Regions from separate parts of the Homo sapiens genome. Here region 2 is linked to region 1. A link is an interaction called in ENCODE POLR2A ChIA-PET data of the cell type or tissue named here. Cell type or tissue: Panc1. All regions are shown on one strand. Each heading gives the region's core, and the rest is flanking DNA. Links, peaks and the distances in the headings are about the cores only.

Region 1 (11,054 bases), core at 1,321-9,320:
GTGCCTCAGCCTCCTGAGTAGCTGGGATTACAGGCATGCGCCACCACACTTAGCTAATTTTTGTATTTTTAGTAGGGGGGGGGTTTCCACCATGTTGGCCAGGCTGGTCTCGAACTCCTGGCCTCAAGTGATCTGCCCGCCTTAGCTTCCCAAAGTGCTGGTATTAAAGGTGTGAGCCACCGTGCCTGGCCTCCATCCGGCCTTTCCCAGCCTTGGTTTCCTCTTCCCATCCCGGCTTACCCTCCAGGGGGTCCTTGGCCAGGCCCAGCTGCCCAATGATGTACTGTGGAAGGTCAGTCTTAATGCCTTGGCCCTCCCGCGCATGGCCCTCAGCCGCCTCCAGCAGGTGGTAAAATTCCTCAGGGTCAAACTCCTAGGGGCACAGGAGGGCTGGTCACCCAGGGCTTGGTTCCACCTGCAGGCCTCTGCACATGCTGTTCCCTCTGCCTGGAGCACCCTTCCCAGCTCACCCACTGGGTCTCCACTCCCGCTGCCTCCTTAGGGAAGCCCACGCTAGCCCAATAGCACCCTGTGTTCCTCTCAAAGCCCTACACGATGGGAACTGTCACCTGTATCTTGGCAGGACTGTTGTGGTCCCAATCTCAGTTCTGCCTGGACCCCAAGCTGGCCGTAGAAAGAGAAACTTACCAGACACTCCAGCAGCCGAGCTGGCCGTGAGATGATGATCAGCAGTTTCCGGACAAGCTGGACGATGAAGCTGACCTCCTCACTGTCCGAACGCTCATGGGCCTGGGGGAGGTGGGTCGTGGCATCACCCACAGGTCCTCAGCACCGTCTGGCCTGGGGACCCCCCTCACTCCACGTCCCACTGCATGCAAAACCTCAACATGCGAAAAACCACGCACATCCTGCAGAAGCCGCTCCAGCTTCTCCTGCATCTCTAGGAAGTAGCGGGAGGTGACGAGGTTCTCGCCAGACTTGGCCAAGCAGTCTCGGGCCAGCTCGACGATCTGGTGGTGGATGAAGCCCAAGACGCCATCAGCCAGCGCCAGCCGGGCGCCGGGCGCGTAGGCCGTCAGGAACTCCTGCAGACGGCCCTCCATCTGTGCTGTGGCCTGGGTGGGGCGAGACGGGGCGACCTGGTCAGAGGGCGGGGCTGGAGTGACACACGCAGAATGGGGCAGGAGAGGCATGGTTGGGGAGAGAGGAGATGGGGCAATGGGGCGATCGGGTGGGAGGGCTGGTGCAGGAGGAACGACATCTTTCAACGGAAGGGGAAGGAAAGACAGAAATGAACAGACTGGCAAAGGGGACATAGCCAGGAAGACAGAGTTCCATGGAGGGACAGCAATGTGGAAAGAAGTGCAGGGGCTGGTCCAGCCGCCAGGCGCTGCCCACCTTGGGGAACCTCTCCCGGTACACGTGATTCATCATGACAATCTCATTGTCGAAGGTCCCCGTTGCACGGCCCGGGCTGAAAGGAAGACAGCTGGCTTGTGATATGGGACCTGAGACCAACCCCAGGGGAGGATGTTGGGGGATCTGAGCCAGGGTTGAGGGACAAGAATCAGAGGCTAGGCTCAGGCAGGGTCAGGGCTGGGGTGAAGGAGGAGCCACAACTTGGGCCTCCACACCAGCCCAGGGAGGGGCCGGGGCTGGGGCCAGAGGTCGCGGCCCACCTGAGACTGCGAGAGCGGGGTCGGAGGCGGGGTGACCGGCCGCCTTCCTCATCAAGCACATTCTCTGAGCTGCGGAAGTGCTTGGACAGGAAGTGCAGCTCGTCCGGCGTCGGCTGGAAGGGAAGCTGGTGGAGACGTTCCCGGGAGGATGAGCTTGACTGGTAGAGAGTGGTGGGGATCAGAGCCATGAGTTCACCGTCAGTGCTGTGGCCAGGAACCCAGCACCACCCCTCAAGGCCCAGGCTGCCTGCTGGCCATCAGAAGGTAACATCCTTTCTCCTGCCTAGCTCCTATGCATCCCTCAAAACCCTAGCTCTGATGCCCTCTCCTCCAGGAAGTCCTCTCTGCCTGTACCCCTGGGCAGCCCCAAGTCCCCCTCTGGTCAGGCCCTGACCCCATAGGCTGAGGATATCTGTATCTCCCCAACCAGGGACTATTTTGGGGCCAAGGCTGGGTCTTCTCAGGGGACCCTGCATTTCCCAGAATGGGGCGTGCATGGAGGAAGTAACTAGTATGTTTGCTGACTGCACAACTATCCAACACCTTGAAAAAAACACACAAAGATGTGTCCCCCCACAACCCGGCATCTGCCTGTCCACCTGCCAAGGTGGGGCTATGGGTACCGAGAGGGTGGAGCTGGGTGTGTTGGTTCCATAGCCGGAAGATGGGAGAGACGCGAGGGACCATCTTCTGCCGTCTGCCCTGGAGAGGGGAACAAGAACAGATGGAAGGAAGGCCTGGCCCCTGTGGTTTGTGGGGACTAAGAACAGACACTGTGGCCAGCATATTCTGGCCCTGTTGTAGGAAGGATCTCCTGAAAATAACCAAGAACAGAGACACAGGCTGACCAAGTCCACTGCATGCTCTCTCTCTTTAGGTACCTCTTCCAGGAAGCCCCCCCGTGAGTCCAGCTGCCACTGTGTCCCCTGTCAAAGCTTCAACCTCTGAGCTGTAGCTTCTGGGGCACACATTGACCACCCCCCACCAAACGGAGGACTCCCCAGGGGCTCAGGGCCAGCTGCCCATTTGCGACCATGCCCTCAGCCCGCAGCACAGAGCATACACACAGTGGGTGCTTAATGAATGTTGTTGTATGAATAAATAAATGAAATGCAAGCGTCTGGCACATGACAGGTGCTCAATCAGCTCTTGTTAAGTGAATGAATGAATGATTTCTTTAGTGAGTTAATGATTCTTAGGGCTATATCCCCCCATGACCCCCCACCCCCTGGGCTGGTTGAAATTACCTGTCCATGCGTGGGATGTGGCTGCAAGATGGCATGCATTTGCCGGGAATGGGAGCCAGAGGGGGAGACCACCACCAGACGGGCCAGGGGAGGGGAAAAGGTGAATGAAATGAATGAGGAGCCAGGTCTAGCCACCGAGCACGTGCCCCTGCCCAACCCTTGCCCGTGGTGCCCGCACTGTCTCCCAAAGCCGGCAATCACTCACCTCCGGGCAAAGGGGAAATTTAGGGCAGAGGCAGCCGAGAAATTCCGAGGACTATCCAAGGGGCTGCTGCCTGCTGAGGAGGAGGCGGGGAAACTGAGTCAGCGGGGCAGAGGCAGGACACAGCACCCGCTGGCTGCTCCCACACTCACCCGTTGGGACCGACAATGGCGACAGGGGCCGGGAGAGGGTCGGGGAGGGCGTTCCTACCACCAAGCTCTTGCGGTTCCCGCTGCGGCAGCTGTGGGGGGAAAAGGGGACAGGGTAGGTGGCTGCCCAGGGCCCCGCGCTAAGCCACCTGCCCAGCCTAAATCACACTCGCAGCCCGTTCTGGAGAAGGATGGGATGTTGGACATGGCCACTCCCACTCTGCCCCCAGCTGGGTTCCCCCATGGCCCTTAGCCAGGTCTTCAAGGCCCAGGAGGGAATCACCCCTCAACTAACATTCCTTATTATTGACACTACTGCTGGCCAGGCATGGTGGCTCACGCCAGTAACCCCAGTGCTTTGGAAGGCCAAGGTGGGAGGATCCTCTGAAGCCAGGAGTTCAAGACCAGCCTGGGCAACATAGCAAGACCCCGTCTCTATACAAAATTTAAAAATTAGCTGGGTGTGGTGGTGCACGCCTGTAGTCCCAGCTACTCAGAAGGCTGAGGCAAGAGGATCGCTTGAGCCTCAGGAGGTCAAGGCTGCCGTGAGCCATGATGGTGCCACAGCACTCCAGCCTAGGTGACAGCACAAGGCCCTCTCTCTTAAAAAAACAAAAACAAGGCTGGGCACAGTGGCTCATCCCTGTAATCCCAGCACTTTGGGAGGCCGAGGCATGCGGATCACCTGAGGTCAGGAGTTTGAGACCATCCTGGTAAACATGGTGAAACCCGTCTCTACTAAAAACACAAAAATTAGGTCGGGCATGGTGACTCACACCTGTAATCCCAGTACTTTGGGAGGCCGAGGTGGGTAGATCACCTGAGATCAGGAGTTTGAGACCAGCCTGACCAACAGGGAGGAACCCTTTCTGTACTAAAAATACAAAATTAGCTGGGCGTGGTGATGCATGCCTGTAATCCCAGCTACTTGGTAGGCTGAGGCAGGAGAATCGCTTGAACCCAGGAGGTGGAGGTTGTGGTGAGATCGTGCCGTTACACTCCAGCCTGGGCAACAAGAGTGAAACTCCGTCTCAAAAAACAAAACAAAACAAAACAAAACAAAAAAACCAAAAATTAGCCAGGTGTGGTAGTGCATGCTTATAATCCCAGCTACTCAGGAGGCTGGGGCAGAGAATCACTTGAACCCAGGAGGCGGAGGTTGCAGTGGGCTGAGATAGTGCCATTGCATTCCAGCCTGGGCGACACGAGTGAAACTTCATCTGAAAAACAATAACAAAAACCAACACAAACTATTGGCAGTGTTGTTATTAACAGCAATGGCATGAAGTGCTTCTAGCCTGATGGAGGACACTACATATGGCCAGGAGCCCCTGGACCAGCTTTTCAGGGTTCTGTGTCACAGTCCCACCCCCACACTTTTCCCTGTACCATGGCTACTGCCAGCAGCACCAGCAAATCAGGTGAACCAAACACACCCTGGAGCCCAGATATGGGCTGAGACACCCCATTCTATATACCCCTCTTGAAGCCCCTGCTCCCATCTCTTGACAACCCTCCTTCTTCTCAAGATGCCCCTAAAATGCCAATGTGACCCAACTAGAAACCCTAAATGCAACCTCTTTCACAGTCCTGCCTCTTCTGCTGAACTTTTGCCCACGTTTTCCTCTTTCCATCCCAGTTCCCTTCTGGCCACCAGATCCCTGGCCCAGGTCTCTCACACCCTGCCTGGCTTCTTCTCCCACCTGGGCCCTGGCCTCAGCCCACACCTTGACAGAAGGAAGTTGGGAGCGACACCGTCCCCCGCCCCACCAGAGCAGTTGCCCAGCAACAGCTCTGCTCCACAAGAGCATCAGCCCACACACCCCAAGCCGCCAACGCAGCTCAGCGGCGGGAGAATCTCGCGGGGAGGGAGAGATGAAGTCTCGGGGCCTCCGAGGTGCAGAAATGGGGTCCCAGGCAGAATGCTCGGAGCAGGTCAATCCATGGGAGAACAAGCGTATGATCATCAAAGGACACAGGTGACAAGGTGGGCAGGGAGAAGAGGCCCAGCCTGTCTACGTCTCCACATGTGGCTGCCCCTTGAGCCTGTTTCCTCATCTCTACCTTGAAGGATGAAACCTACCACATCCAGTGCTCAGCTTTGGGTCGGACTCGGGTACATACACTGTTGTCTTTGCCTAGACAATGCTCACAGGGCCTGGCTCACGCCGGGAGGGCAGCCAGTGCCTCCTGAGTGAATTACATCCCCAACATCTGCCAATTCCAACAAGCCCCAGAGTTGGGAATGACCAGCTGAGCCCATTTTCCAGACTGGGAAACTGAAGCCACAGATGTCAACAGTCACAGTGATTGTCTCCCAGCCTGAGCTGCAGAAGCAAAAGTGAAACCCACAGGTTTCTGCAAAACTTCCTGCCAACCCCTCAATGCACGCTCACCTGGCTGTCTCCACATCCTCTCCCAGCCCCTCACCTGGTTCCTCGCCCCCACACTGCACCACCAGCACCCTCCCTCCCCGATCCTGCTGTATCACTTGCTGCTTCCAAAAGCATTTGGGAAAAACACTTCGTTGCCCTCCCTCCTGTTCTTGGGCGAGGTCTTCTTGAAAACACGGCCAAATGTGAGGCCTCAAAGGAGAACTAAGCATCATCTGTTCACTTCCCAAGCATCTATGCAGGGCCGACTGTTTGTTCAACTCTTCCTGGAGGAGATCCAGGACCTCGAGAAGTTGCCATTTGAGAACGATCCTCTCTTGGTACCCAGGACACAACAGAGAGAATGTGGCAGAAAGCAGGGGCCTGAAGCCAGCCTCCTGCACCTCATCCCTCTGGCACCCATATTCCCCCTCCAATGCTCCCCACGATCTTGGAGGTAAGTTTAAGCCCTGGACTCAGCATTCAAGGTCTTTCGGTAGCTGGTCCCACCGCCCAGACTTTGCCCCAGTCCAGCACCAATGAGAAACCCAAGCACAGAGAGGTTAAGGAGCTACTTGAGGTCACACAGCCTGGTAGTGGCTGAGTCGAAATTTGAACCCAGGTCTGGTAGAATCCACAGCCCTCACTTATCCTCTCTGCTTTTCAAAAGGGGAAACTGAGACTCCAAGAGCGGTGAGGCTTTGGCGGGGGTTAACCCCAACTATCTGGACTCCTGACACCCCACCCAAATGCCAGCCTCGTGCAGTAAATATTTGCTTCTGAGCCAACATTTCTGCTGAATGGACCCCCAGCGGCAGATCAGCCTCAGTTTTTCCAAGAAGTTCCTCCCTGGTTCTGCCCAGCCCTGGACACCCGGGTTCAAATCCTAGCTCAATCTCAACTCACTCCTGTCTGTCACCACCCCAGCTGCGACGCTGGCGGACAGACACCCCAGTCCAGGGAACGAGGGGCGAAAGGAGGGTGCCAGGGACCCCAGGGGACACCTCGATCCACAGGCGTCCTCCCCCCTTCCCACTGCTGCCACAGACAGACGCTCGCCGTGGTCCGCGCCACGCGGCCAGGACACACTTCTGGCAACTCCTGTTTGCTCGGCTGGCCGCCGAGCCTTCGCCGGCGCCGTGCCCCCTACCTCTTGGAGCGCTGCAGCAGCGCGCCTTTTGCCAGGCGGCTCCGATGGCCGGGAGCCGCCACCGCCGTCCAGTAGCTGGGGTCGGACATGCTGCTTCCCTTTGTGCCGCCGCAGCCGCCCGAGGCCGGGAAGGGAGGCCTCGGCGGTGGGATCGGCCCCAGGAGCCCCGCGGAGCCGGACAGGGAGGGGGGCGCACGGGGCTGCGGGGATGGGGGGGCGGCGAGAAGGAAGCGCGCGCCCCCGAGCGCGACTGGAACTCCGCCCAGGCGAGTGCGGGGGCGGGGCCGTTGGGGGCGGGGCCTGTCGGGAGGCGGAGCGAGCGACGCGGAAGCGAGGCCGGCGGACCCGCGTGCCGGCGAGTGGGCGGGGCGCTGCCATGGCCGCGGGCGGAGAGGCGGAGCGTTGCTAGGGCCGCGGGCGGCTGAGGCCGGGCGTTGCTACGACCGCGGGCGGCGGGGGCGGGGCGTTGGCAGCACCTTAACCTCGAGCTAGGGGCAGGCATTTTGGCTCCTTTCTGCTAAAATGTAAATCTAATCGCTCCCTCCATCTTTTTCCTCTCTCCCAGAGCACTGACCCCTTCTCAGTGCGGCACCCAAGACCCACCCCAGCGTCCTGGCCGGCTCATGCTACCACGCCCACCCTGGCCCCACTGCTTGGAATCTAGCCTGGCAAAACTGCGTCCTCTCCTCTGAAAAACCCGCTTTCCTGTCTGTCCGGCTATGTCTTCCCCAGGCTGGGGGCTCCTTAGGGTCCCAGCAGCTCCCAGCACCGGACTGGCATAGAGGGTGTGTTTGGCAAATTGAGTCGGGGCGTCTGACATGCTCTGTCTGTGTGTGGCGGGAAAGGCCATCAGCCCTGCCTCAGTTAGGAAGCAGCCACCTGATTGAACTCCAGCCTCAGTCTCCTCAACTGTGAAATTGGAGGAAAACTGAACTGACATGAGAATTACACAAATCAGATGTAAGGGGGCGCTTCCAAGGGCACCTGGTATATGTTCCATATCTATATATAATTTATCTCTATAAACGATAGCATCAGGCTAACTTCCAGGCCTCTGTTTCCCCATGCGTAACATCCCCCATACTGAAAACAGAATAAAATCTGAGACACAGAGCCTGGAACAGGGCTGAGGGTACAATATGTGTTCACTATGGAAGCAGAAGTGTCTCCCACCGTAAGGACTGAATTAATGCTTCCTCCTGTCATGACAGCCCAGGCAAGTCAGGGGCAGTGTCATCATGAGGGATGCCCCTTCCTGGGCCACAGGACACTTTGGGACCCAGTCCAGGCCCAATGCTGGGGCCCAGGCTTCATAGCTAAAGAGACAAATTTTTTTTTTTTGAGACAGAGTTTCGCTCTCGTTGCCCAGGCTGGAATGCAATGGCGCAGTCTCAGCTTACTGCAGCCTCCGCCTCCTGGGTTCAAACGATTCTCCTGTCTCAGCCTCCCGAGAAGCTGGGATTACAGGTGTTGCACCACCACGCCCAGCTAATTTTTTTGTATTTTTAGTAGAGACGGAGTTTCACCATGTTGGCCAGGCTCGTCTCAAACTCCTGACCTCAGGTGATCCTCCCGCCTTGGCCTCCCAAAGTGCCGGGATTACAGGCGTGAGCCACCTTGCCCAGCCAACAGGAAACAATTCAATGAGCAAGATAATTTCGGCTGGGCGTGGTGGCTCACGCCTGTAATCCCAGCACTTTGGGAGGCCGAAGCGGGCGGATCACCTGAGGTCAGGAGTTTGAGACCAGCCTGGCCAACAAGGTGAAACCCAGTCTCTACTAAAAAAAATACAAAATTAGCTGGGCGTGGTGGCACGTCCCTATAATCCCAACTACTTGGGAGGCTGAGGCAGGAGAATCGCTTGAACCCAGGAGGCGGAGGTTGCAGTGAGCTGAGATAGCACCATTGCACTCCATCCTGGGCAACAAGAGCGAAACTCTGTCTCAAAAAAATAAAAAAAAATAAAAAATAAAAGAAATAAAAGTACAAAAGAAATAGCTGGGCATGGTGGTGCATGCCTGTATTCCCAGCTGCTCTGGAGGCTGAGGTGGTAGAATCACTTGTACCCGGGAGGTGGAGGTTGCAGTGGGCCGAGATCACACCAATGCACTCCAGCCTGGGTGATAGAGCGAGACTCCGTCTCAAAAAAAAAAAAAAAAAAAAAGATAATTTCAAATACCAAGGCTGAGAAGGGAAGAGAAAGGAGAGAACACTGCAAGGGGCGACTTTAGCCAGGAGGCCTCTCAGAGGAGGTAATGCTGCAGCCAGCCAGAAATGGAGGAGGAAGGAGCTGGCTATGCAGAAAGCGTGTCCCAGGCAAAGGGCACAACTCTCTGAGGCAGCACTGAGGGCAAAATGCCAGCGGGGCTGACCACATAAGCCTTGTGGGCTGCAGGGAGGAGTGCAATTGTATTGTAGGAGCAATGGGGAGCCATGGAGGGTGCTTGAGCAGAGAAAGGGTATGATGTGGACTACGTTTGTAAACCCCCTTGTGTCTGCTATGGGGAGCAGACTGCTGGGGGACAGGAATGAAGGTAGCAGGAGGCCAGTAAGGGTCTGGGACGGTGTCTGGGAGGGGAATATTGAAGCTGTGGAGAAAAGTGGGTGGATTTGGGACTTGTTTTGAGACCAGGGGAGATGGTGGTTTTGAGACCACCAGAGATGGTGATGAGTATGGGAGTGGTCACCTATGACCCCCAGGTATGCAGCCCAAGCCTCATGCGGGGTGCAGATTCTCTTGAGTCTGGGGACCCAAGTGGGGATGGGGCCACAGTCTCCACTTGCTGTCACTACGTGCTGAGCCACCCCATATGCACGGGGACACACCTTTGCACACACTCGGTAAAGGCGCTGCCCCCTCGTCCCCAGCCACAGCTACACCCAGTAACACCTACACACCCCCTATTACATACACCCACTGCCCTGACATCTGTAGCAGGGAGAGAACCTTCTCCCATGCTCATTTGTCCTCAGTTTCCCCCTCTGCAAAACAGGGCTGCAGCTGACAATCCAGAGGGCCTGCTGCCACGGTGAAGGCCTTCCATGAAAGGCTGGCTGAGCCACTGATCTCTGGTGTCGGCCCACTGCTCCCCAGATCATGCCCTTCCCCCTGCTCACAAACCCTCCATGGCTCCCTATTGCTCTCACAGCAAAACAAAACTGCATTCCTGGGTGAATCCCTCTCCCAGGGGTCATATCCTAGCCCTGTCCCTGACAAACTCTGTGACATTGGCATTTGACTCTCCCTGCATGTGCTGTGACTGTAAATGCCAAAGTCTCAGGTAGATATACAGACACCCCCGTTCAACGGTCCCTTTTTAGTGGGACTACCCCAGCGCTTCCCACCTGCCCATATATCTGTGCCGCTCCCAGCACCACACTCTATGGCTCCTAGTGCCCTAGGTAGAAAATCCACATTCTTCCTGCCCTTGGGATTTGAGGCTCCAGAAGGAAAGTGTCTCTGACGATGCTGTTGCTGCCTGGAACAGCCACTTTGCCTATGAGCGCCCAACTCATGGCCTTCTTCAACAACACCCCCAACCCCCAATGCTATCACTACCACAAGGACAGCCCTCCCAGATACTGCCCATTCATCTAAGCCACATGCATTAACTGAGCACCTGCTGTATACACCCTGGGCCTGCCCTGAGTCTACGATATGACCAGGACAGACAAGGTCTGGTCTCGGAGAGGCTGTCAAACCTCTGGGTGAGAAAAATAACTGGATAATCACACAAGACAATGTGGAAATTAAATCTCTGGGGTTGGCTGGGTGCCGTGGCTTATGCCTGTAATCCCAACATTTTGGGAGGCTGAGATGGGCAGATCGCTTGAACTCAGGAGTTCGAGACCAGCCTGGCCAACATGGTGAAACCCTGTCTCTACTAAAAATACAAAACTAGCAGGGCGTGGTGGCGCATGTCTGTAATCCCAGCTACTCTCGAGGCTGAGGCAGGAGAATCACTTGAACCCAGGAGGCAAAGGTTGCAGTGAGCCGAGATATCGCACCACTGTACTCCAGCCTGGGTAACAGAGCAAGACTGTCTTAAAAAAAAAAAAAAAGAAAAAGAAAATCCCTGGGGTCTGGATGTGGAAATGGACAGGTATAATGCATATTATACCCCATGTTTGTGGGGCCTGGAAGGAGGGGGTGGTTGGGGAAGGCTTCCTATCTGAGGCTGAGGCCTTGATGAGGATGTGACGGAAGAAGAAAGGAGGGAACAGAGCTCTGGGCAGTGGGGACAGCAAGTGCAAAGGCCCTGAGGCTGGACCAGCCTGCATTCTGGAGGATCAG
Region 2 (11,054 bases), core at 535-8,534, 130 kb before region 1:
GGTTCCTGGGGAGGAGCAGAACCTGAGGAAATAAAGCCCCTACCATTCATCCAAGGCCTCGTGTGAAAACACGAGTTATGGACTCGTGTGAAAACATTAACTGAGCACCTACTATGTGCTGGGCTCTGTGCTGGGGTCACAGTGGGGACCATGTCTTTACTTTCAGGGGATCCACAGACTCAAGGCAGGGACAGATAAGAATCAGGAGCTCACTTGGCTGGGTGCGGTGGTTCACACCTGTAATCCCAGCACTTTGGGAGGCCAAGGCGGGCAGATCTCCTGAGCTTAGGAGTTTGAGACCAGCCTGGCTAACATGGCGAAACTCTGTCTGTACTAAAAATACAAAAATTAGCTGAGCGTGGTGGCAGGTGCCTGTAATCCCAGCTACTCAGGAGGCTGAGGCAGAGAATCGCTTGAACCAGGGAGGCGGAGGTTGCAGTGAGCTGAGATCGCCCCATTGTACTCCAGCCTGGGCAACAGAGCAAGACTCCATCTCAAAAAAAAAAAAAATAGGGCCAGGCGTAGTGGCTTACACCTGTAATCCCAGCACTTTGGAAGGCAAAGGTGGGTGGATCATTTGAGGTCAGGAGTTCAAGACCAGCCTGGTCAACATGGTGAAACCCCATCTTTACTAAAAATACAAAAATTAGCCAGGCGTGGTGGTGTGTGCCTGTAATCCCAGCTATTAGGGAGGCTGAGGCAGGAGAATTGGTTGAGCCTGGGAGTCAGAGGTTGCGGTAAGCTGAGATTGCACCACTGCACTCTAGTCTGGGTGACAGAGTGAGACCCTGTCTCAAAACAAACAAACAAAACTGGGGGTGCCGGGCATGGTGGCTTACCACTGTAATCTCAGCACTTTGAGAAGCTGAGGTGGGTGAATTGCTTGAGCTTGGTAGTTTGAGACCAAATTGGGCAAAATGGCAAAACCCCATCTCTCTCTCTTTTTTTCTTTTTTGAGACAGTCTCCCTCTGTCACCTAGGCTGGAGTGCAGTAGTGCAGTCTTGGCTCACTGCAGCCTCTGACTCCTGGGTTCAAGCCATTCTTTTTTTTTTTTTTTTAATAAGATGGAGTTTCGCTCTTGTTGCCCACACTGGAGTGCAGTGACACGATCTCAGCTCACTGCAACCTCTGCCTCCTGGGTTCAAACGATTCTCCTGCTTCAGCCTCCCAAGTAGCTGGGATTACAGGCACCTGCCACCACACTCAGCTAATTTTTTTGTATTTTTAGTAGAGATGGGGCTTCACCATGTTGGCCAGGATGGTCTCGATCTCCTGATCTCGTGATCCACCCGCCTCCGCCTCCCAAAGTGCTGGGATTACAGGCGTGAGCCACCGCGCCCAGCCAATGACCAGAGAGGGTCTTTGATCTACCCGGGGCGGCACAGCACAGCGGGCAACTTTCCTGGAGCCCCCAAGCTCCTTAGGCCACACCCCATGGGCTCTGCTTGGAAGCAGATATCCTAGACCCTGAGTTGATAAAATCCCCCCCTTCCCAGAGCTGCTGGTCCCCTACCACCATCTTCCTTCGCGCCCTCTCTCTCACTCTATCATATGCAAACACATGAACAATTAATCTTAACACCTCTCACCCAGCCTCCTCACTCCTACGCCTCCCTTCCCTCCTTCCCCCCTCCTTCCTCTGCCCTCCCCGCCCCTCCCCCTCCATGCCCGGCCACCCTCTTGGCCACTCTCTCGTCCCCTCAGGCCCTCTTGGACACTCTGCCCTCCACCCACTGGGAGCCTCACCCAAGGAAAGTGTGTGGATTATGTCCTGGCCTGGTGCCCAGACAGTTAAGGGGCTCCGCTGAGTGGGTGTTGAGGGAGCCCTGGGCCTCCCTCTTGGTCAGGTCATTTTCTCCCCTCCTTCCCTCACTAGCCAGCAGGTCATGGGACCCAGGCAGGACTCCGCAGTGGTGGTAAGTGCCAGACATGCCTGGGCCTCCTGGAGCAAGCTTATTCTTGAGCTTGGGGGCGTCTCAGGAGAGGTGCTGGGGTCTCGTAATCCCCCTGAAACCATCAGAGCCACTCTGGGAGCTGAATGGGTCTCCCATGTGTCTGGGGCCAGGAGACCTTGTTTCGCCAGTCCTGATGCCCCCACCCAGGCTGCTGAACCTGGACAGGTGTGGGGAGGGGCTTTGGGCACCTGGCTGCTGTCCCTGGATGGGGACCGCTGCAAGGTCCGGGCGGGTGTCTCACACTGGTGCCTGTGGTGTGGTCCATGCCACCTTGATTTAGTTCCTTGGGGTTCAAGGGAGGGTGCAGAGAGTGTGGGAGTGAGCTTCTGTCTAGGGGGTGTCCCACAGGGCCGTACCTGGGCTCCCAGTGGTCTGGAGGTCTCAGAACCATTTCTGCAGGGCCACAGATGCCAGCAGCATGAGGCACAGCAGGACAACACTCTCCTTCCTGCTGAGTGAAGTGAGTAGGGGGTGGGGGTGGCCCAGGCCATGGTGGGGAGATCCCAGAGACCCTCTACTGAGAAATACCCAGAGCTGGCCAGGCGCGGTGGCTCACGCCTGCAATCCTAGCACTTTGGGAGGGCGAAGCAGGCGGATCACTTGAGGTCAGGAGTTCAAGACCAACCTGGCCAACATGGAGAAACCCCGTCTCTACTAGACACACAAAAAACTTAGCTGGGCATGGTGGCTCATGCCTGTAGTCCAGCTACTTGGAGGCTGAGGCAGGAGAATTGCTTGAACCTGGGAGGCGGAGGTTGCAGTGAGTTGAGATCACGCCACTGCACTCCAGCCTGGGAGACAGAGTGAGACTCTGTCCCCACCACCAAAAAAAAAAGAAACACTTAGAGCTGCTCGGGGACCAGCTCACAGGGGCCCACTGAGGCCCAGAGAGGCCACCAGGGAATTGGGGACCTGATCCAACTGTCCAGCCCAGGGCTGTGGCCACTGCTTTTGGGAGCAGGAGATCCCTTGTGCCTGGACACAAGGTTTTGACTCACCCAAGAAAAGGGGACCTGGCTGCCCCCGGGCCTGAGCAGTGGGTCATGAGGTCACAACTTCAGATCACAGCCAGTGCCCCCATTCTGGGAAACTGAGCCAAGAGGAAAACCCTGCGGGGGCTGGATTCAAATCCCAGGCCCATCACCTGAGTGGCTGGTAACCTCTCTAGGACTCAGTGGTTTCTGTTGTTGTTTTGTTTTGTTTTTTAGACAGGGTCTCACTCTGTCGCCCAGGCTGGAGTGCAGTGATGTGATTTTTGCTCTCTGCCATCTCTGCTTCCCGGGTTTAAGTGATTCTCCTCCCTCAGCTTCCCGAGCAGCTGGAGTTACAGGCACAAGCCTTGACGCCCGGCTGATTTTTGTATTTTTAGTAGAGACGGGTTTCTCCATGTTGGCCAGGCTGGTCTTGAACCCCTGATCTTAAGTGACCCACCTGCCTCAGCCTCCCAAAGTGCTGGGATTACAGGCATGAACCACCATACCTGGCCAGAACTCAGCGTTTTTGTGTGTTAAAAAACTGGGCTAACTTTGTGTGGAATGAGGGTGCTCAGGGTGAGCCTCGGGTCTCCTAGGGCAGGCGTAGCTGCATATGCCTTAATGTTTATTTATCCACACTCCAGCCATCTGCAGGAAGAGGAAAGGAAAAGGGTAGTCTGGGCGCGGTGGCTCACGCCTGTAATCTCAGCGCTTTGGGAGGCCGAGGCAGGTGGATCGCTTGAGCCGAGGAGTTCAAGACCATCCTGGGTAACACAGTAAGACCCTATCTCTATTAAAAAAAAAAAAATAGCCAGTCATGGTGGTGTACGCCTGTAGTCCCAGCTACTTGGGAGGCTAAGGTAGGAGGACTGCTTGAGCACGGGAGGTCGAGGCTGCAGTGAACCGTGATCATGCCACTGCACTCCAGGCTGGGTGACAGAGCGAGACTCCATCTCAAAAAAAAAAAAAAAAAAATTAGCCTGGTGTGGTGGCGGGCACCTGTAATCCCAGCTACTTGGGAGGCTGAGGCAGGAGGATCGCTTGAACCCGGAAGGCAGGGGTTGCAGTGAGCCAAGATCACACCACTGCACTGCACTCCAGCCTGGATGACAGAGTAAGACTCTGTCTCAAAAAAAAAAAAAAAAAATTAGCTGGGCATGGTGGCAGGTGCCTGTAATCCCACCTACTCGGGAGGCTGAGGCAGTAGAATCGTTTGAACCTGGGAGGTGAAGTTTGTAGTGAGCTGAGATTGCGCCACTGCACTCCAGCCTGGACAACAGAGCGAGACTCCGTCTCAAAAAATAATGATAATAATAAATAAATAAAGGACCTTCTGATGACCTCTCCCACACTCAGCTCACAGCATCAGTCATTTCACCTGCACATGGGCACCCGCTGTGTGCCAAGCCACATGCTGAGTGTGTAGGACACAGAACTGCAGTGACAGGCCCCAAAATGACAGGGCTCATGAGACAGATGTTAAGGCAAGAAAAAAGAGAAAATGTGGGGTTGGGTGAGTGCTCATGAGACTGCTCGAGCTGGGCAGGAGGGCCTTCTCCGGGAAGTTGACATTTTAGCTGAAGTATGGATGGAAACAAGCAGCTGGCCATTTTAACAGCCGGGGGAAGGGTGTCCCCGGCAGATGGCACAGCACATGCAAAGGCCCCGAGGCAGGTTTAAGGAACAGCAAAGAGGCCAGGCACGGTGGCTCACACATGTAATCCCAGCACTTTGGGAGGCTGAGGCAGGTGGATCACTTGAGGACAGGAGTTTGAGACCAGCCTCGCCAACCTGGAGAAACCCTGTCTCTACTAAAAATACAAAAAATAAGCTGGGTGTTGTGACAGGCACCTGTAATCCTAGCTACCTGGGAGGCTGAGGCAGGAGAATTGCTTGAACCCAGGAGGTGGAGGTTGCAGTGAGCCGAGATTGTGCCACTGCACTCCAGCCTGGGCAACAGAGTGCGACTCTGTCTCAAACAAACAAACAAACAAACAAACAAACAAACAAAAAACCAACAACAGGCTAGGCACAGTGGCTCATGCTTGTAATCCCAGCACTTTGGGAGGCCACAACTGGCGGATCATGAGGTCAAGAGATCGAGACCATCCTGGCCAACATGGTGAAACCCTGTCTCTACTACAAATACAAAAAATTAGCAGTGCATGGTGGCACGCGCCTGCAGTCCCAGCTACTCGGCATGCTGAGGCAGGAAGATCACCTGAACCTGGGAGGCAGAGGTTGCAGTGAGACAATATCGCGCCACTGCACTTCAGCCTGGGTGAAGGAGTGAGACTCCATCTCAACAGAAAATAAAAAAAGAAAGAAAGAAAAAGAAAAAAAAAAAGCTGGTCACTGTGGCTCATGCCTGTAATCCTAGCAGTGTGGGAGGCCAAGGCAGGTGGATCACCTGAGGTTGTGAGTTTGAGACCAGCCTGATCGACATGGAGAAACCCCGTCTCTACTAACAATACAAAATTACCTGGGTGTGGTGGTGCATGACTGTAATCCCAGCTACTCGGGAGGCTGAGGCAGAAGGATCGCTTGAACCCAGGAGGCGGAGGTTGCGGTGAGCCAAGATCGCGTCATTGCACTCCAGCCTGGGTGACAAGAGGGAAGGCCCTGTCTCAAAAAACAAACCAAAACAAACAACAACAACAACAACAACAAAACCCAACAACAACAAAAGGGAGCTCTCAGCTAGGTGTGGTCGCGGTCGCCTGTAATCTCAGAACTTTGGGAGGCTGAGGTGGGAGGATTGCTTTATCCCAGGGGGCCGAGGCTGCAGTGAGCTGTGACTGCGCCACTGCACTCCAGCCTGGGTGACAGAGTGAGACGTCGTCTCAAAAAAAAAAACAAAACAAAACAAAAAGGGGAGGTAGCTCAGGGTCTCCTACGAAGGCCTTCCCCACCCAGGAGCCTCCCATCAGGCCCTCCATCCCCATCCCAGCTTCTTAATGAAGAGGGCAATTAATCAGGAGTAGCAGGGCCAGGTGCAGCAGTTCATGCCTGTAATCCTAGCACTTTAGGCCGAGGTGGGTGGATTACTTGAGGCCAGGAGTTAGAGACCAGCCTGGCCAACAGGGTGAAACCCTGTCTCTACTAAAAATAAAAAAATAAAAAATAAAAAAAAAGATTAGCCTGGCATCGTGGTGGGCGCCTGTAATCCCAGCTACTCAGGAGGCTGAGGTGGGAGAATCACATGAAACAGGGAGTTGGAGGTTGGAGTGAGCCGAGATGGCACCACTGCACTCCAGCCTGGGCAACAGAGTGAGACTTTGTCTCAAAAATAAAAGATAAAAAATCAGGAGTGGTAGGTTGATGTGTGCTGCAGCTGAGACCAGAGGACACCCCACTATACCCCATCCCTAGTCCCTGGGAGCCCCATCCTTACCCCATTCCACTCCAGATGGGGGAGGGATAGCTGGCTGGGTCCCAGGAATCAGGGCTCTTGGGAGCACCCCCGCATCTGACCAACAGCCAGATGCTGGCAACTGCCCCCAGACCTGTTAGGTCTGTTTCACCTTCAGTTGAGCCAGGTCCCCCATAATTCCAGATCCAAACATTCAGCTGCCTCTGCTGGCTCCATCTGGGACTCATGTGATGCTCCAGCGAAATTGGAACCCACCCAAAGCCTGGTGCTTCCCCCAATTTTCCCCATGCAAGTAATGGCAGCCCCATTCCCCAGGTAACTGTGTGACTCCTGGCTTTCTGAAAAACAAGTAATCATGCTTAATAATCACCAGTCACCACCGGATGTGGTGGCTCACGCCTGTAATCTTAGCAATTTGGGAGGCCTAGGTGGGTGGATCCCGTGAGGTCAGGAGTTCGAGACCAGCCTGGCCAACATGGTGAAATCCTGTCTCTACTAAAAAATACAATTAATTGGGCATGGTGGTGGGCACCTGTAATCCCAGCTACTCGGGAGGCTGAGGCAGGAGAATTGCTTGAAAATGGGAGGCAGAGGTTGCAGGTTGCAGTGAGACTGTGCCATTACACTACAGCCTGGGCAACAAGAGCGAAACTCTGTCTCGAAAGAAAAAAAAAGTCACCAGTCACCCTTGAATCTTCTCTTTCTCACACCCCGTGGCTATGGCCTGTCTTTCAGCCCCCAAAACATATCTCAGATCCACTCACAGGCCCCGCTCTGGTCCATATCACCTGGCCACTGCTCTAGCCTCTGCCCCAGGGATAGGCCCTGCTCTCCAAATTGGCCACAGCAGGCTTCCTGTGATCCCCAAGTAGATCACATTCCTCAAAACCTCAACATTCTCCCAGAATCAAATCCTAAGTCCTCACCCAGCCCCTGAAGCAATGAACTTCCCTCCACCCTGGCCCTTGGCTCCCAATTCCCTTTTTTTTTTTTTTTTTTGAGGTGAAAGTCTTGCTCTGTGGCCCAGGCTAGAGTGCAGTGGTGCGATCTTGGCTCACTGAAACCTCCACCTCCCTGGTTCAAGCAATTCCCTTACGTCAGCCTCCCAAGTAGCTGGGATTACTGCCCCATGCCACCATGCCTGGCTATTTTTTTTTGTATTTTTAGTAGAGACAGGGTGTCACCATGCTGGCCAGGTTGGTCTTGAACTCCTGAACTCAGGCAATCTGCCCACCTCAGCCTCCCAAAATGCTGGGATTACAGGTGTGAGCCACTGTGCCTGGCTTTTTTTTTTTTTTTTTTTTTTTTTGAGATGGAGTCTCCCTTTGTTGCCCAGGCCAGAGTGCAACAGTGCAACCTCGGCTTACTGCAGCCTCCGCCTCTCGGGCATAAACAATTATCTTCCCTCAGCCTACCGAGTAGCTGGGCTTACAGGCACACAACACCACACCCAGGTAATTTTTGTATTTTTATAGAGACAAGGGTTTCACTATGTTGGCCAGGCTGGTCTTGAATTACTGACCTCAGGTGATCTGCCTGCCTCGGCCTCCCAAAGTGCTGGGATTACAGGCGTGAGCCACAGTGCCTGGCTTACCAATTCCCATTTCTTAAACCTACCAACTTGTTGCCACCTCCGGGCCTTCGCAGGTGCTGTTCCTTCTGCCTGGTATGCTGTTCCCCTATCTTTCTCCTGGCCAGCTCTTTCTCCTCTTTCAGGCCTCGGCTCAAAGCCACCTCCTCAGAAAATTCCCTAACTCACCCCAGCAATGTGATCCACTCCCTCATTCCCAGACCCTTGTCCAGTTTTCTTTTCTTCCTAACACGAGGTGAATTATTTTTTTGCATTTGTTCAATGAATACGTGAACAAATAGGAATGTGTGCAGGGAGTTCTCCCATCTGGAACCTTGTTTTCCCAGCAGGAAAATGGGCAGACAAGCCCAGCGCCATGGCTCAAGCCTGGAATCCCAGCACTTTGGGAGGCTGAGGTTTGTGGATCGCTTGAGCCCAGGATTTCAAGACCAGCCTGGGCAGCATAGTGAGATCCTGTCTCTACAAAAAATACAAAAATTAGCTGGGAGTTGTGGTGTGTGACTGTAGTCTCAGCTACCTGGGAGGCTGTGGTGGGAGGATCCTTGAGCTTAGGAGGTCGAGGCTGCAGTGAGTTAAGACTGCACCACTGCACGCTCCAGCCTGGGTGACAGAGAAAGACCCTGTCTTGGCCGGGCGCGGTGGCTCACGCCTGTAATCCCAGCACTTTGGGAGGCCGAGGCGGGCAGATCATGAGGTCAGGAGATCGAGACCATCCCAGCTAACACGGTGAGACCCCGTCTCTACTAAAAATACAAAAAAATTAGCCGGGCATGGTGGCGGGTGCCTGTAATCCCGGCTACTTGGGAAGCTGAGGCCGGAGAATGGTGTGAAACTAGGAGGCGGAGCTTGCAGTGAGCCGAGATCGCGCCACTGCACTCCAGCCTGGGCGACAGAGCGAGACTCCATCTCAAAAAAAAAAAAAAAAAAAAAAAAAAAAACAAGAGAAGAAAAAAGAAAGAAAGAAAAGAAAAAAGAAAATGAGCAGCTGACATCTCAGGGGCCTCCCATCTGGGAGATGCTAACTGTCCCCACACACCCCACCCTCTTCATTCCCGACACACCCTCCCAGCTACCAGGAACTCTCCCGAGGGAGGCCTCTTGTAGAGCACTTGCATTTCTGCCTTAAATTTCAGGTGCCCCTGGGAAAGGGTGGGGACAAGTTGTGCTCAAATGCGGGGAACAGTCCTAGAAGGATGAGATCTGAGCGTGGCTCAAGCCCCCAGCTGTGTGACTCCCAGCAAGCAGGTCATTTTCTCTCCAAGCTTTGATGTCTTCCTCCACAACACGAGTCAGAGGGCCCTCCACTCATAGGCAAGGAAATGAGCTATGTTGCATCCCTTACACACACAGAAGTTCAAGTTCAACTCACATCCGTTCTCCGCACCCTCTTCCTCCCACCCCACTTTGCCCTGGCTCTGGTCCTGATTAGCAGCATGGTCTTGGACCTCAGTTTCCCCATTTTTTTTTGAGACGTAGTCTCGCTCTGTTGCCAGGCTGGAGTGCAGTGGCATGATCTCGGCTCACTGCAACCTCTGCCTCCCAGGTTCAAGCGATTCTCCTGCCTCAGCCTGCTGAGTAGCTGGGACTACAGGTGCGCACCACCAGGCACAGCTAACTTTTTTGTATTTTCAGTACAGATGGGGTTTCAGCATGTTGGCCGGGCTGGTCTCGATCTCTTGATCTTGTGATCCATCCACCTCGGCTTCCCAAAGTGCTGGGATTATAGGCATGAGCCACCGTGCCCAGCCCCGTTTTTTTTTTTTTTTTTGACAGAGTTTCCCTCTGTAAGCCGGGCTGAAGAGCAGTGGCACAATCATAGCTCACTGCAGTCTCAACCTCCTGGGCTCAAACAATCCTCCTGCCTCAGCCTCCTTGGGAGCTGAAACTACAGGCACATGTACCACCACACCTGGCTAATTTATAAAATGTTTTGTAGCGACGGGGTGCCCAGGCTGGTTTTGAACTCACTTTTGGCCTCAACCTCCCAAAGTGCTGGGACTACAGACATGAGCCACCATGCCTGGCAGTTTCCCAGCTTTTTTATTTTTATTTTTACTTTTTTATTTTTTGAGATGGGGACTATGTGTCTGTAGTCCCAGCTACTCGGGAGGCTGAGGCAGGAGAATCACTTGAACCCAGGAGGCAGAGGTTGCAGTGAGCAGAGACCACACCATTGCACTCCAGCCTGAGTGCTGTTGCCCAGATCTGTTGCCCAGATCTTTCCACTGCAACCTCTACCCCCTGGGTTCAAGCAATTCTGCTTCCTCAGCGTCCCAAGTAGCTGGGATTACAGGTGCAAAGCGCCATGCTCGGCTAATTTTTGTATTTTTAGTAGAGACAGGGTTTTGCCATGTTGGTCAGGCTGGTCTCAAACTCCTGACCCTAAGCGATCCGCCTGCCTCAGCCTCCCAAAGTGCTGGGATTACAGGCGTGAGCCACCGCGCCTGGCCAGTTTCCCAGTTTTAATGCTCAGTCTGGTGGTGGAGATAGGCTCATTGGTGAGGCTCAGGAGGACAGTAGGGGAAGACTGGGCCATCTCTTTGAACCCCACCTCTCCCATCTCCACATTTGTCTTCACTGATCGCCTTACCCCAAAGCTGTGAGTTCCAGTTTTGTGCCCCATTCTGGGGTCAGCACCGCGGACAGCACACAGCCTGTGTCTGGCGCACGTGGGTCCCATTGTTTTATCATCAACACCTCTGAGGGATCCGTACCCCTTTCGCCTCCATTTCCCAGATGGGCAAACTGAGGCCGCTTGCCCTGGACCACGTGGCCTGGATTGAACCCAGATCTGTTGCGCTGAAGAGCTCACACTCCCAACGCATCCGTTCAGACTGATTCTGCCTGTTCTTAAAATGTATCCAGCATTTACCCAGAGCCTGCTTGGAAACAGCATCTCATTTAGTTTCTCCCATTCAGTCCTTCCTTCAAGGAACTCGGCACTGAAGCTCAGAATTGCTTTTATTTATGAATTGCAACCTTGGGCTCTAGTTACTTAACCTCTGAGCCTTCATTTCCTCCTTTGTTAAATGGAAATAATGGTGCTAAATGGCTTCATTATACCTTCATGAGCCCATCCATGTACTATTGGAACGGCATTTATACAGGGTGATTGTGCAGAAAATGTTAGCCATTAGTACTATCGTTATTATTCATTTGC

Evidence for each region. Peaks named below come from ENCODE experiments on the same cell type or tissue, not always from the same donor. Only the 100,000 strongest peaks of a DNase experiment are listed, where the experiment ranks them.
Region 2: POLR2A ChIA-PET joins it to region 1 with 12 read pairs; 4 of 35 experiments call an interaction of 5 or more read pairs at or near these places.

What each region holds. Positions count from the first base shown.
Region 1 is chr19:18,113,961-18,125,014 of GRCh38, reverse strand. MAST3 (microtubule associated serine/threonine kinase 3) reads right to left here. Exons shown (of 28, transcript NM_001393504.1): 4 at 3,242-3,330; 5 at 3,093-3,162; 6 at 2,264-2,342; 7 at 1,641-1,798; 8 at 1,360-1,435; 9 at 867-1,076; 10 at 649-750; 11 at 241-373. Among named protein-coding and RNA genes, the nearest start is that of MAST3, 22 kb to the right of the region's middle. RefSeq lists enhancers at 1,656-2,855, 6,707-6,756, 6,243-7,114 and a silencer at 6,847-7,306. In Panc1, for the core only: no CTCF peak of the experiment used is centred there; no DNase peak of the experiment used is centred there; H3K4me3 peaks cover 1,589 bases; H3K27ac peaks cover 1,445 bases.
Region 2 is chr19:18,239,034-18,250,087 of GRCh38, reverse strand. CIST1 (colon, intestine and stomach enriched 1) reads left to right here. Exons shown (of 4, transcript NM_001396036.2): 4 at 1-54. It also overlaps a transcript of PDE4C not described here. Among named protein-coding and RNA genes, the nearest start is that of CIST1, 11 kb to the left of the region's middle. RefSeq lists an enhancer at 844-1,747. In Panc1, for the core only: no CTCF peak of the experiment used is centred there; no DNase peak of the experiment used is centred there.